3 separate regions of the Homo sapiens genome follow, and regions 2 and 3 are each linked to region 1. The links are chromatin loops, found by intact Hi-C in ENCODE. Cell type or tissue: HCT116. All regions are shown on one strand.

The links. Hi-C counts contacts between places; a loop is a spot of excess contacts. Peaks named below come from ENCODE experiments on the same cell type or tissue, not always from the same donor. Only the 100,000 strongest peaks of a DNase experiment are listed, where the experiment ranks them.
Region 2: a loop joins it to region 1, with 9 times the contacts of the local background. A loop is called at or near these places in 22 of 110 quality-filtered maps.
Region 3: it touches region 1 in a loop (4-fold over the local background); 20 of 110 quality-filtered maps call a loop at or near these places.

Annotation. Positions count from the first base shown.
Region 1 is chr2:156,332,903-156,337,902 of GRCh38, forward strand. FLJ46875 (a long non-coding RNA gene) reads right to left here. Exons shown (of 1, transcript NR_147695.1): 1 at 3,670-5,000. Among named protein-coding and RNA genes, the nearest start is that of NR4A2, 2.7 kb to the left of the region's middle. RefSeq lists enhancers at 1-80, 1,550-2,422, 1,981-2,080. In HCT116, a CTCF peak has its summit at 2,788; DNase peaks (open chromatin) are centred at 1,809 and 2,819; H3K4me3 peaks cover 3,132 bases; H3K27ac peaks cover 3,757 bases.
Region 2 is chr2:156,889,765-156,894,764 of GRCh38, forward strand. No RefSeq gene overlaps it. Among named protein-coding and RNA genes, the nearest start is that of LINC01958, 230 kb to the left of the region's middle. In HCT116, a CTCF peak has its summit at 2,930 (motif pointing left); DNase peaks (open chromatin) are centred at 2,917 and 3,317; H3K4me3 peaks cover 2,427 bases; H3K27ac peaks cover 844 bases.
Region 3 is chr2:155,370,251-155,375,250 of GRCh38, forward strand. All of the region lies in intron 1 of LOC105373699 (a long non-coding RNA gene), which reads left to right. Among named protein-coding and RNA genes, the nearest start is that of KCNJ3, 670 kb to the left of the region's middle. In HCT116, a CTCF peak has its summit at 2,910; a DNase peak (open chromatin) is centred at 2,921.

The DNA of each region.
Region 1 (5,000 bases):
TGGTAGCCAGCTTGGGTGGTTTTTGGTGTTTTTTTTCTTTTCTTTTTTTTTTTCCGAAAGAGGTGTGACCTCTCCCAGGTCTGCGCAGCCCGCAGCGTCGCGACACTTCACTTTCCCCGAAGCCCCTGCGCCCGCGCAGCGGCTCGGCCGCTCACATGTGGGGAGGGTGCAACAAAAGCACCGGCGGAAGGCAAGGCCGGCGTGGCCAGGTAGTACGCACCTGGAGCCGCACGGAATGGGATGTGCCTTGCAGCGCCCTAACCTCTCCCACCCACCTTCGTCACCCCCTTAGCGGAAGAGCGTACAGATGTCCCATGACACGAGACGCTCAGAGGGCTCACGCAGTTCGGGTGGGATTTCCCTACCCGGTTCATCCCCTTTTACTCCCTTTTCCTGTCCCAGGCCTCCTCCTCTTCTGGCATATATTCATTCTAATTATCTCTCTCTCTCACTCTCTCTACCCCACCCCCACCCCCCACACTCCCATCTGAAAGGGAATGGGAGTGGGGGTAGGGCTTATTTTTCTATGTTTCCTTATTTCCATGCAGTGCCCACGTTCGATGGAGGACGTGGTGCTTGCGGGGGGGGGGGAGAGGAAGGGGAGAGGGTAGACAGTGACCGTGACCCAGCTCTTTAGAAACCCCAAAAGTCAGAGTGAAGCGTCGCCCCTTTTCCTTTCGCAGACAATGCAGCCGAGCAGCAGGCAACAGGTGCGCCTTCTGCAGAAAGGTACTCTGATTCCCACCTTCTGCAAACTCTAATACTTTCGATACTCCTCTGTGCCCACCAACTCGTACCCCTTCCACGAGTTTTAAGGGAATAAATCGATCTTCGTTTGAAACACAAGGTCTATCACAGCCTCAATCTTAGAGCCCAGAAAGACTGGACAAGAAAAGCGAAGCGGGTGGGGATTGGGGGCAGCGTCTCCGCAAAGCGTAAGGTGTGAGCCTACAGCCCAGCCAGGAGAGGGGCCCGAGCTGGCTCTGGGAGCGTGTCCCACCCCCGCGGCCGTCCAAGTCGCCGCCGCTTCTGCTTTGCAAGTCATTTCCCCTAGCCACGCCGAGAGCGCAGGGAGCTTTCTAGCAAAGGAAACGCCGCAGCTCCGGAGGGCAAGCCCCCTCCCCGTCTCCCGGCCGGAGCTGGGAGGGCTTCCTAGGGCTTCTCCCGCGGGGCTTCCAGCGGCTGGGCCTTGGGAGGGAGAGTTCGGAGCCGCCCCCGCTTTTCTACTCGCGCAGAGCGTCCCAGCCGCCCCTCCTTTCTCGGTGTGGCTCGTTTCCAGGCAGCCGGGACCCTTTTGCAACTTGCCCCCCTACTCGTGTTCTCAGTACCGGCCGATGGCTCCGTGGAACTATTCGGGATCCCGGGCTGCTCAACCCTAATCTGCAGCCCCGCCTTTGCCTACTCCCTGCTGCCCCCAGCTCGCCGGCGGCTGGGGAGGCGTTGCCATCAGATGCCCTGCGGCTGCCCCAGGAAGCCGCGGGCTCTTTTGCGCCGCAGCCTCGGGGAAACCTACGTGACCACCTTAAGTTTCCCCCAGATGTTGCGGCTGCCGCTGCTGCTGCCGCCGCCGCCGCTGCTCGGCGATGCCCTAGCGGGCGCGAGAAAAAAAATAAAACCAGGAAGTGGGTGGGGGGGGCGGGTTGTGGTGGCGGGTGAGGGTGTGTGAGTAGGGGGATGAGGAGGGGAGGGCGAAGAATAGCATATTAGCATGAGCTCGGTAGCGTCAGCGCCCCGTGGGCAGAAGCGATTCCATGCGAACGAAAGGGAAAAAGTGAGAGTTTGGAGAGCTGGGGAGAAGGAAGGGGGTGGGGGTGGCGGTGACGCAGGGGCGCAGGCATTGACGCACCGGCCAGGCTGGGCCCAAAATAGCAGCAACTCCAGCTCAGAGGCGCCCTCCCGGGTTCCCTTCCCCTTCCGCGAGGGAGCAGGGCGCGGCCACGGGAAGCTTTCCTTGATCCCCGCGGTGGGCCAGGCTCCCGGCCGCTATTTTCAGGCAGTCGGAAACTCAAGCACAGGCACGCCGGGGTGGCAGTTATTATTTTTTAATATAGTCCTAGGAAAACGGGGGCCGGGAGAACTTGAAGGTTGTAACCACCAGCCTCCATACACATACTCCCGTCTAAGTAGATACATTCACTCTGCACGCTTCCCCCTCCCTCATTGCCATTAAAAACACATTCAGTTTAGGTTGGGTTGAGCCTGGGACAATTTGAAAATGCCTCCCCAGAGAGCTGAAAAGTGTCCTGGAGTTCTTAAAGTGAGCTCCAAGGAAGCCAAACATTGTAATATGATGCCTTATTCTTTAATAACAACCTGTCGAGTGCGGCTTCCTGATAACAGCCTTTGTCCAAGTCTTAATGCAACCAAGAATGAAGGGTCGTTTTCACAGCAGCTTATTATAACAATTATTATTAACTGGGAATATAATTAAATATAAAATTAAATATAAATTAAAATGAGAGAAAGGGGAGACCTTTCTCATCTATTCCATCATCTGTGTAAGAGTTCTCTCCTCTTCAAAGTCCTATTCTGGTTTCTGGGAAGCTTTTACTGTTTCTTAGGAAGACACGCCGGATGTAAGACTGTTAAACTCGTTTAAACCAATTTTGAATAAGCTACTTCTTAGGCTAGGGTTTCTGTAAGGCCCGGATGAGATGGGTTGGAAAGGATTCAGCATATAGATCAGAAGTGTTTAAAAAAAAAAAAAAGGCCACGCTCAAAACCCCAGACTAGTTTTCCTCACCAGATTCTGATGGGACGATGTCTCAGTAGCACCGCCAATGTGTGTGTAATTGACTGATCCAGTCAGTAGGGGGCCTGACTCCACAACGTTCAAGAGAATCACTCACACACACACACACACACACACACACACACACACACACACACACACACAAGCTATTTACTACCTAAGCTAAACCAAAGAGAATGCTGCAGGCCCAAATATTCATATTGTGCTGGAATTCATAAATAACTAAAAATCTTTGATTCTCTTCTATTTTCTCCAAAAGGGAAACAGTTTTAACACATGGGATTAGGTTCACAAAAGATTTTCTTTATTTCCTCCTGCTCATGCTTAACTCACTGTTAGGTCACAGAAGGAAAAAATCAAACTGGTAATAAAATCTCTCATTTTATCACCAAGAAGTTCAAATTGGCATACAGTTTGGAAAAATGAAAGCATGTTTTAAAATCCTATGATTACATGTTAAATAAATTATAGTTTAGAAGGAGATTCCTGTGGGTATATTTGCTAGTACATAAGAGAATGCTTTTGTGCATAGAGATTTAATTACACATATGGAATCAAAATGTAGAATTGAACAACCTTTCAGAAAATGTTAAAACGATGCTTTAGGCTAAAAGAAACTGAAATTCTGCATTTATATGACTGTAACCCTTCAAGATTCTTGAACATAAATAGTTCAAATAAAGTATTTTATAACTCAATTAAAATGACAATAATGGCTTTTTCAGGCCCCCGCAGCCGATATAACTTTAAACTATTGCCATGTATAAATGTGTAAAGTTACCCCACAATGAAGGTCTATTTTCTTAACAGTTTTTAAAATGAGTGGGAGTAAAAATTGCACCTATCCTCTTTTGAAACCAACTAAAATAAATTAAAAAGCATTACTATTAAGAAACACTATTGGATGACCACAGAAAAACATTTAGGAAAGTAATGTTACTATATTATCTTTTATGACATTAACCAATATTAGGCAGAACATATTGGTACATGTAAACATATTTTCATTAAAAATCAACATAAATAATACATATACTCACATCTAAACCAAAGTAGTTTATTTTATGCATGGCTAGGCAGATTATACTTAATAAAATTGAGCTTTTGGCATAATTTAGAAAGCAAACATGAATGTAATCCCATAGGATTTTCTATTTTAATGCATAGGAAAGAGGCCTTTAGGGATTTATTTCACCATTCTTCCCAAATGAATTCAGAATAGACCTTACAATGCAGATATAGTGAAACAGACATACCTGTTATGCTTTACGAGTTGAGGCAACTTTAAGATTTTTCATAATAAAATTACTTTGTAGAACCTATTTTTAGCATTACAAGATATATATTTTAAATTACATTTGGACAAACTCATTCACAGCATTTGTTGCCATTGGGCAGTAAGTCACATTACTGATACAAGAAATAAATTTTCACTTTGAAAAAAATCTGTTTCTGAAAATACAAAATTAGTTTTTACTTCTGAAAGTGTTTTTATTGTTTTGCTTTTGCCATTTCATTTGCATTGACAGGATAGTAATTGACCAAATTGTTTGTTCCTTTCTCATAGGATGGTTAAAGAACAAGTCAATTGCTTTGTTAATATTCACATTTTGGATAGTTGTAGCTTTTATTCAGTATTTCTCAGCCGATTTTTACCAAAAACCACTTAACACAAATACTTTTAAAATTATTTCTTTCTTTGATACAGAACTCAGTACTAGAAATGTGTAAAGATGTGCAGAAAAAAAACAGCATTCTTTTTTCTGGAAGCATCTTCTTGTAAATTGAAATTATAAAACTGAACATATGGTAAAACCTCATGCCACTCAAAAAGTATTTTGCATAATAAAAATCCTTCATTTTTTGTTAATACTTGACACCCAGTAACCATCTCCTAAATACTTGCTTTTAAATTAACCACTTAATATTTTCTTATTTAAGAACTATTTTTTATTAGGCAAAGAAGAATAACTTTGGTTTTAGATTTCATTGCTAATTTTAGTAAACATAGGCATCACTAAAATGTACAAAGTCCTAAAAGACAGTTTAAAGATTATGAAAATAAGTTGCTACATGCTAAGAAAACATCAAATATCTGCAAATTCTAAAAGTAGTTAATAGCATTATAACACTACCAGTATTAGATAGCATTTATTTAAATTTAGATAAAATACATACATTTTGCAAGTTTTTATATGTAAATCACAAGCTGGCTAGTTTTTGTTCTATCTTTAATGATAAAATAACC
Region 2 (5,000 bases), 560 kb after region 1:
GTTTCTGATTTTTCTAAATATGCTAGTGAGCACTATGGCTTTGCAAAACCCAGTATCCATCACATACCAAGGAGGTATAAATCCTTGGTCCCCACCTAGGATGTAGACTATCCTCAAGAACCAGAGCTATGAATCCCAGTGCATTTTTAGATGAGGTGGAGGTGGCTATGCAGCAATCCTGATGGTTTGATGCACTACTCACCTTTGATGTCAAACCCTACATATTAGCTAAGGTATTTCATCAAATGCTCCAACTTTAATGGATTTTCTCCCTTTCCAAGACAAGTTTTGAGAATAACATCTTCTGTTTTGCAAAAGCCTGGATAGGTTTAAAAAATATCCATTTGCTTATGTTAGCTTTTTGCTTTTCATAGCAAATTCTCTATGGCAAGTATATCATCTAGATGACTCTGAGTGTATGAGTGTGTGTGTGCGAGTGTGTGTGCGCATGTGTCTGTGTGAATGTGTGTATGCTCACAGACAGATATTTTAAATTACTCTTTTCCTCAAATTCTAAGAAATCAGAAGATTAAATGATTTAATTATATAGCCTCCTATTTCCCCAAATCTTATAAAATGTCAACATCTCCTATTTGGTCTTTGCAAACTTGATCTCTCTCATCCTTAACCCATTTATGAACATGTCTATTTTGCTTGGACCTTTTGGAGCTGACCATAGTCACACAAAGAACCTGTTTCTTCGGTTAGACATGCTTTTTTACATGCTGGTAATTATTAGGTGATAAGAGATTAAATTAGAGAAGTAAAAAGATGAAGTTTGGCTAGAAAGGTGTTTTGTTCTGTTTATTTATTTTAATTTTATGGAAATTAAAAGGTACCAACGACTCATTTCGTGCTCCTTAACATTGTGGACTGCCTTACTGGAGGGTTTTCCCTTGTTCTCACATTACACACATGCACATACACGCACACACACACAAACTAGATGCTCAGTTACTATTTATAGACTATCATCTGCCAGGGTCTTTGAAATTTCTGTTTTGCATTAAAGACAAAGAATTCCTCTTTCTGACTGCTCATTGAGGGTTTCCTGATACAAGAACATAATTAACTCTTTGCTGGCCTAACTAATTTCTGCATTTTAAAAAGTAGCCAGATATGACAAAAGTGGAGCACTCAATCCACAGGGTGGCCATTAACTGCACTCCGTTACTGTATGTTCTCAATTCAGACCACAATTACTGTCAGGGAATTGCACTGGAAGCTCCTTCTTGTACGCAAACAGGAATACTATTCATTAAAGAGCACTTTCAATAAAATACAATCTATATTTTTTAATGAATATTTGAGAAAGAAAATACAATCTTGGGTTCAGAAACCTGCAATATGGTTATTATTCTTTTAATAACATAGACTTTCTCATGTACATATACTGACAGATGTAGAAGAAGGAAGCAGAAATGAGATGGCGGGCTTTAACTCAGAAAAAATGAAAAAGACGAGCCACAGTAAACTAAGTCAATGTTAAATAAGGATTTCCTCAACCACCTACAGCAGACACAGCTTTCTATGGGTTTTATTGATGTCCCTGGGACAGTAGATTCCACTTAAATCTTTCAAGCCCAGTTAAATATGAGAACATGAGGCACTTCAGAGACTGAAAGAACCAAGAAGCCCATCAAAGACTATCTCCTGCTCTAAGGATTTGCCACTCCACACCAAATTCTTTTCCCTGTTAATGTATTTTTAATTTTAGTGACTGTAGTTTTCATATTTTCAGACTGTTGGTTCTGATGAAACACCTAGTTGCAGTCCCTAGGAAATGCTTAATGCCCAAAATTGCCTACAATTATTTCCTTTTAATGAACTTTAAATATGAGTCAGTACTAAAAAAAAAAACAAAGACAGAAATAGCAGTGTGTGTGTGCATACACACATTTATAGGTACACACACATATGTATATACACATATATATACACACATATATTTGTAAAAAAAAATAGGCTAGTAGGCTTTTTAAATGCAAGAGTAGTTTGCTCTGATAGCACTCCTTTGGTAGTCCAGCTACATTGCCAGTTGCTTCAGAGAGCAAAAGAAACACTCCATAGACTGAGAGTGTTTCTTCTTTGACAAAAAAAAAATGCCAAGAATTCTGCTACTCAAACAAACCTTCCATTGAAAATCTAAATTGCGCTTTCCAGAAAACAACTGGATTACAATTCTTTAAGGAATGAAAAATAGGTGGAAATAACCTATTAAAGTACAATAAGCTGCCAAGGGGGAAAATGCAACATCTTAAAGAAAAGGCAGATCACTAATTTAGAGTCTCCTAAAGAAAACTCTTACATAAAGTCCTGAATTCACATTGGGTTATATCATTTAAAATCATATCATGCAGCATTCATTCCCTGACTCTCCACAAAAGAAATTGAATGCCAGTTATCAAGATTATTATCAATATCCTGGTATTAGTTTTGAAGCATGTTTTAACTAATAAGATGATGAATAACTGTGAAGTAAATTCCCCCAAAATGAACACTGTGTTTCCTCCCTTGTGTTTTTAGTTTGGTTACCTAGGAGAACCAGAGTTCGATAATACACTGATTGAATACTTGAGAATAGGGACATAGTAAAAATATCTTTCAATATTTCCTAAAGCAGGTTGTTTCTCCTCTTGCCTATCATTGGCAAATGGAAAAGGATTTAGAATTTCAGAGACAGCACTTTGCTCATGTGTGCCAGTCATGCATGGAGTGAAATGTGTTAACCTTTAAACAATTTGGGAGTGGATGCAGTTAATAGGTAAGACAGATAGTTATAAAGTCCTGATTAACTACAGAGCGCATAGACATGTGGAAACTTGTATATGGGTGAAAGGGAAGAGACAGCAAAGATTATTTACCGTTCTAGAGAACAGGTCCTGGGGAACAGAATGAGGAAATTCTGAACAGCAACATTGCCCTCTTTTGGTAAAACAGTGTACAATGTGTTTACCTCACTTGCAGGTGAAAGCATTTCTTCAGGACACAGACATTTTCCACATCAAGAAAAATGGCACAAACTAAAACAAACCGCAGAGAGGGAAAGAGTTCACCTATATACCTGTAAGGTGGACGGAATTTGCATACAGAGTAAAGACACTTGAAGTGACAGGCTAACAAAGAAGCTTTTAGACTCAGTCTTTCTGGGGTCCAGTTTCAGTGACTGCTGGATTATTTAACCCTTGTATTTATCCTTGACTGCTTCAAGCCGTCTGCGTTGTAATCAGAATCATGTAGCACTCGGAATGTGAACAAATAAAACAGGAGCTAGTTCTTTTTGAGTCCCCAGTGCTTAAATACGCAGGCAGTCTGCAGTCTGAGCGGAAGTCACTGAATAAAGAGCCGTATCCCGCAGAAAAGACGTCCCCAGCAGTTTGTGCTTTGTGGCTCTAATGAAGCCTGCGATGATTTAGGACAGTGAAGGAAAGGGGCTTGATTGCATCAAAAAAGAAAAAGAAAACTGTCAGGACGAGACACAATGTTAAACTAATTACTTTTATTCATGCTGTAGGTGCCAACGGCACTCTTTAAATAATACTAATTTCAGGCTTGTCTCCATCTCTAATTTCCTCTCTGTTTTCCAAGTTAGAGTCCTTCTCTCGCTGGATCCGTGTTACGGGATTTTTCTACGTGATACTTCTGGAACTTAGGAGTGTCTAGTGCAAATGCAGATTCATTGAACCAGTTTAGAAGATTATTTATTATATTTTTCTCTTCCTGACTAGGAAATTAATCACCATTCCTGCTAGTCACCTTTGCTAGCTTACGGGCTAAACATATTTGAAGGAAGTTATCAGTTCCCTTTAATGATCACAGTCCTTTCAGGGACGAGGACAAAGCAAGTTCATCTTCTTTTCCTCAATAGTTTGAGAAAAATTCTACTTCATGAAAGGAAGGTAGCATTATGGTCCATTCTTTAGCATTTAATTTATTCTCCCTAAATAAAATACTAGTAAAGAGCAACGAGTTTCTGCAAGTGAAAATATAACTGTAAAATAAATAATTACAGTCCTGGAGTAGGAAAGGTAACTCAGATTTGTATTTGTAAACTGATTTTTCTTCTTCTTTTCATTCTGTGATTTGGAATACCTGGATCATTATGTATATGCTATCATTATTTTCAGAGTAGGGTTTGACAGGACTTAAGAGTTTAATGTTTAGGTCACATTTTCTTCAGAGTATTCATTTGCCAAAACAATGCTGGAATCACTTACTATACCAGGACATTGAATTACATAAAAATTCTGAAAAACTCTTTTGAGATCTTTTGCAATCAATTTAGAAAACCTTAAGTCGGTTAATGCTATCAGTGCTAAAAGTTTACAAACTGCGTTCATATAAATCATCTTATTTTATCTTTACCCAGTAAGGTACTTAAAGATCTATTATTGCCTTCACTTAGCAGATAAGGAATTTGGAGATCAGAGAGTTAACTAAGAGCACACAGAATGTTGATGGTGGGGTTGGACTCAAATCCAGAGTTCTAAATTTAATTTTTGTGCTCTTTTACTTTTCCTCATATGTGAGCTTGTATAACTTATTTCTCTACCTGCCTAAAGGCAAAGCTAATAGAAATCTAGCCCCTTAAAGCCTCCAAATAGCATGCAGAACTTGAAACTAAAATGTATAAAAACATTTTAAAAATGAAACTGAAGTTGGGCCTTCCTATTCACTCCTGTTTAGACAGATTTAGAACTCCAACATTATCTTAATGGAAGCACATTTTTATAGGAAACCACATTCCATGAGGTGAAAACAAAGTTTTTACTTTCTCAATTCCATCTACAGTATCAGTATGCTTCGAAGCAACAAATAAATCTATCCATTAACATCCTTATTCTGTCACTATCAAATGGATGTCTCTCCCACATCCAGTGGCACCTCTCTAAGTTGTAGCTATCAGCCTTTGCAGGATTTGTACCTGAAGAAAAGGAAGCTAATCTTCCAATGGCAGGATTCGAGGGGCACACAGGTGGCAAAAGCAATTCTATAGGTCT
Region 3 (5,000 bases), 960 kb before region 1:
GCTACTCTCATTCTTGATATATGCAATCAGAATATTGGGAAATATATATGCAAAATAGTAAAGTTAGTTATGACTCCTAGTATTTTATGATTGATAGAATTGTAGGTGTTTTTTTAAACTTCTCTCTTGAGTCTTTTTAATGAATAGAAAGACATGTATATGTACATATTTGAAAAAATTAATGCAAATTAGAATCAAAATTTAGATAGACTTACCCTGGAAAACTTTGGCAATTGGTTACCACATCTATGGCTAAGAAAATGAAAGATTTTCTTATGCCTAGTCAGTCACACACCAAGGGAAAAAAAAAAGAGAGAAGGAATGAGGAACAAAGTAAAGTGACAAACTTTACAAAAAAGCATAATACTATTACAAAGCAAGTTAAAACATAATGTAATTTTATTCAATGAATACAGCTTAAGAATTCATTTGAACTTGATACTTGGCACTTTCTCTTTTGAATGATACACACTTAATGATAAAGATTATGTTTCATTTTGTATAGGTCAAAAAGGGTTTGGTATGGCTATCAATAATGATTAAATTATCTTTATATTATAAACCTACTTTATTAATTTTTAATTATTATAATCAACTTATAAACACAGGTTATCAAAGGTTTGCATATATTTTAGGCAATAAATAGATGCTATAATCTTGAATCATAAAGTAATTGTAGATCTGAAAACCCACAAGAAGTGAAAGTGAATCGAACCACATATGGAGAAGTATATATATGGGCCAGTTTCTTAGTTGACATAGTGGTCATTACACAGGCTAAAGTGAATAGTAACAGAAATAAATAAGTATCTTCCTCACAGAGAAAAATAAGGACAAATAAGGAAACTAAATGTTTGCATGAACAAATGAAAGGAGTTAGTACAAATATGCTCAATTCTTTAATCTGTGCTGCAGTAAATCCTGCCTACATTAGATATATGCAGAAATGGAGTAAAAACATAGTATTTAGAGTTTGATGACAATCTAAAGAACAAAAATGAAATAAAATGTTAACGCTAGAAAATGGGACTAAGAGTGGAAGAACTTTTATATTTTATTTTATAGAATTTTGTATTGTTCAGAGTTTTTTTTACACATGCATGAGTTATTTTTATAGTGACAAAAATAAATGTTCATTGATGATTATCACATGTTAGCTCTACACCAGTATATCAGGATGTTTTATTATGAAGTACTTCTTTTAAAATGTCTTTCATCTTCTATTCTGATATAGGTCAAAGGTATTTTTTACTTAGTTTTTGCCAAACATTTAAAGGCAGAATACTAGGTACATTTAAATGACTTGAATGTTTGCACATATTATATTGCCAAAAATTGCTTTTTAAAAAACAACTTACAGAAAGTTGTGTGGTATCGAAACCTAAAAAGAATGCATAAAAGCTGATTTGCATAACACTAACAAAGAGTAAAATAACCCTTTTTAATAAAATGCAATTTTATGAGTCCAATTGATGAAAACATTTAATAACAATTGAGCAAATTAGAGAGAATTTTATGAATCTATGTATTATTTACTAATGTAATAGAGAAAATTGGATGTGCAATATGAGGGAACTTGAATTTCACAATTTTTATGTAACCCTAATCTTGCTCTAAAATAAAAAGTTTATTTTATAAGCCATTCAAAATCAAATTGAGAGTAGCATAACTTTTTACAGCCACTGCGTTTTTCAAAAAGTTTTCCTTTCAAAAGAAATGACCTTCTCTCTACTCAGAAGACTGCATTGCAATTTTAAATAGTCAAACCGGTTCACTAGTCACATCTCTGAAATTTACTGTGCTTCCCACCAATAAGCAAAGTATGGAAATATGTACAGGCACTAACCAGTTGAATCATTTCATGGTTATCCAATCAGTTTAGCCATCTTGAAATCAATGGCTCCTCATGACACAATTGATTGAGCGACAGTGATCAGTGTTGATGGTGAAAGTGTCAGCAATGATTGAATTGGCTGTGTTGCAGGTTAGATTAGCTGCCTATACTGGAAGTATTTCAGGTGGTAAAACTACAGAGGCATTCTTATTGGCAGTTAGATTTGGGGCAGTACAACTAACATTGTCATTCCCATTAGCTACTTTAAATTATCCATTCCTTTACAACCTTAGGATGTCATTTGTTAAATACTACATGTTCTCCTGGAAAAAAAAAAGTAGTTTTCTGTTTAGATTGAATGGTCATTTTGATTAGAGCACTGGTGTTTACCTGTTTAAAGCAATTATAGAAAACACACATTCTATTGCAGATATTGTAGTCTTAGCAGTCAAGGAACTACTGTGACCTTCAAGAACCAAAAAAAAAAAAAAAAAAAAAAAAGCAACAAAAAAGGAAGAAAATATATTTTATATGAGAATCCAAGAACTATTAAGGTATTGGTAATTTTTTAAAATATGAAAAAGTCTATAACCTTGCTATGATTACTCGTTAAAATTTAGCCGATACCTGCTCCCCATCAAAGATGAACTTTAAACAGGCTTCCATGTCTGTTGTATAAACGTCTCAGCTAGTTCACGTGTGAGTTGAAAATGTAGTAAAAGTACTTTTTACCTTCTATCTTGAAGGAAAGTTGACTCTATGCTGTTATAAAGCCAGAACCTTGGAGGAGAAAGTGATGGAACAAGAATTAAAACCATTTTTATTCTCTCAAAATTTAAGACAGCAAAATCCTGAATTTGGTTAAAATAGTAAACAATTGACTTACTCTAGGTAAAAAGCATATGACACAATATAGAATAGTAGTTTACATTTTCAAATAAAAGCATGCCACATTATAATAAAGGCAGGTTATTTGCCATCTTTTATTTTATTTTCCATTACCATGACATGCAGCTCGAAGTCCTACAAAAAGGGAAGTCACATCTTCAAGTAATTTCCTCAGTTTCTACTAGATGGAGCCAAAGTATAAAAAATAGGTCCTTGTGGAGCTACACATTATAAGGAACCCTAACTAAAGCTGTTTCGTTAGTGTAATAAAGCAATGGAAAATTATAAGAAACTAAGTTTATATCTAAGGCCATTTACTAGAATCATTTGAACTTCAATCATGGTCCATTCACATACTTTTTTGTGAAAAATTCTTTATATTTAAAACATATACTCTCATGGAATGTTTCTAGATTCATTTGCCAATTATTGATATTTTTCTCATATGTATATATTTTAAAGTCATTAGTAATAATAACCATTATTTGAAACATATACAGCAAAATACAGTTTAGTCAATTTTTTTCTAAAATTACTTTTATTTTTGTTCAGAAAAAGGAAAAGAGGGAAAAGAAAATGATCAGTGAAAGAAATGATGAAGTACGCTACCAAATCAAAGAATAGTTTATAGTAACTTAAAAAGTTAAAGATAAGAAAGAAATGTTAACATAATTTGTTTGAACTATTCATTTACATGTTATTTTTTAAAAAAATTGTTTCCTGTATCACATCGCTAAATTGTCCATGTCATGACTAGCTAGCAGTGTAGACTCCCCTTACTTTTCAGACACTTTTTGGCTAGCTGAGTGGTGAGCTAAATAAATCAAAAAAAAAAAAAGGAACAAAAGTTTTCTGTTGTAATTTTGCTACTTTAGGTATAATCTTATTTTAATGTCTTAGAAAGTAACAAGAATTTTTGAATATACAAATAAAACTGAATGTAAATACCTTCTTTTTGTTGGGATTTTTTTTAACTTTTTTCTAGGGATAGAAGCCTACAAAGTCAATCACAAAGAAAATTAATGTATTGATAAATTATTTTAATTAAATAATAGAATTTGTGATTTCAAAAATCATATTTGTCAGTATGTAAATTATTTGCAACTTCATAACACGGTTAAATTTATTTCATATACATGAAGGAGGTACTCTTGAGATCTTTGACAAACAGTTGAATCCCAGGATGATGATGGCAGGAACCTTCTTTGACTAAGTTATTCACATTTATAAAATTTACTTCATTAGTTATTTTAGCAACTCTTCTTTTTCACTGGTTGTATGTTACCAATCTTCCTAGATAACGTTAAAAAACAGCAGTTTGAGTAATGAAACATTTTCCCATAAACCAATTTATTTGCCATCTTTAAAGCAAACATATTAGATGAGTAATTCTATTCTCTGTAATTCTACTAAATCAATCGTTTGAGTAGCTTAGTAATGTATAATCATGCCTTTTACAGATAAGCTAGGCCTATTGCTTCAATCCCAAGAGTCTATAACATACGGGTTCTGTTTACTACACAAAACTGCAACTTATCAATATTATCAGGCTACTCAAATAACAGTTGAGGTCAGGTTTAAAAAAAACACAAATTTAAATATCTTTTGTGGCAATATATTGAAAAACATCTAGTTGTTTTATTGATTTTTCTACTTGTTAATTGGTTAAATCAAGGTTGTGTTGTTATAACCATAGAGACGTTTAGGTGAAATAAATAGTAAATATAGTAGTAATTAGGCACCACATCGATAGAGCAGCAAGAGAGAGGTTGTGGTTTTTCAAAATGATTCAATATATCCTAAAATTTATATTGAGATTTTAGAGGGTGAATTTGATTGTAGTAAATATTTGTAAAATATGTTAGTGAACTAATTATCAGCCAGTTTTTCATTCTCATGAACAATTTGTGGAAATAAACTGGCATGTATTAAAGCAAAAAAAAATGCTTTGACAAAGCCAAAAAAATCAGATTTATAAGATCTCGCAGGTTATCAGAATGATAATGTCTAATAACCTCAAATAAATAAGTTTTTTTCAAAGAAATTAAAATTCTTCACATGCATTATTATTCAAAGTCTTATGGATTTACAGCTGTTATTGTAGCTCAGGCCAAAAAACATAACAAAGTAAGAAAATTCATAAAACCAGATAATTTATCAATAAAATTATATATTTTGTTCGAAATCATATAAGAATAACAAATATAGAAAGAAAGCAACGAAAGAAAAGGAGGAGAGAGAGCACAAGCAAGAGAGAGCATGTGCAGAAAGAAAAATA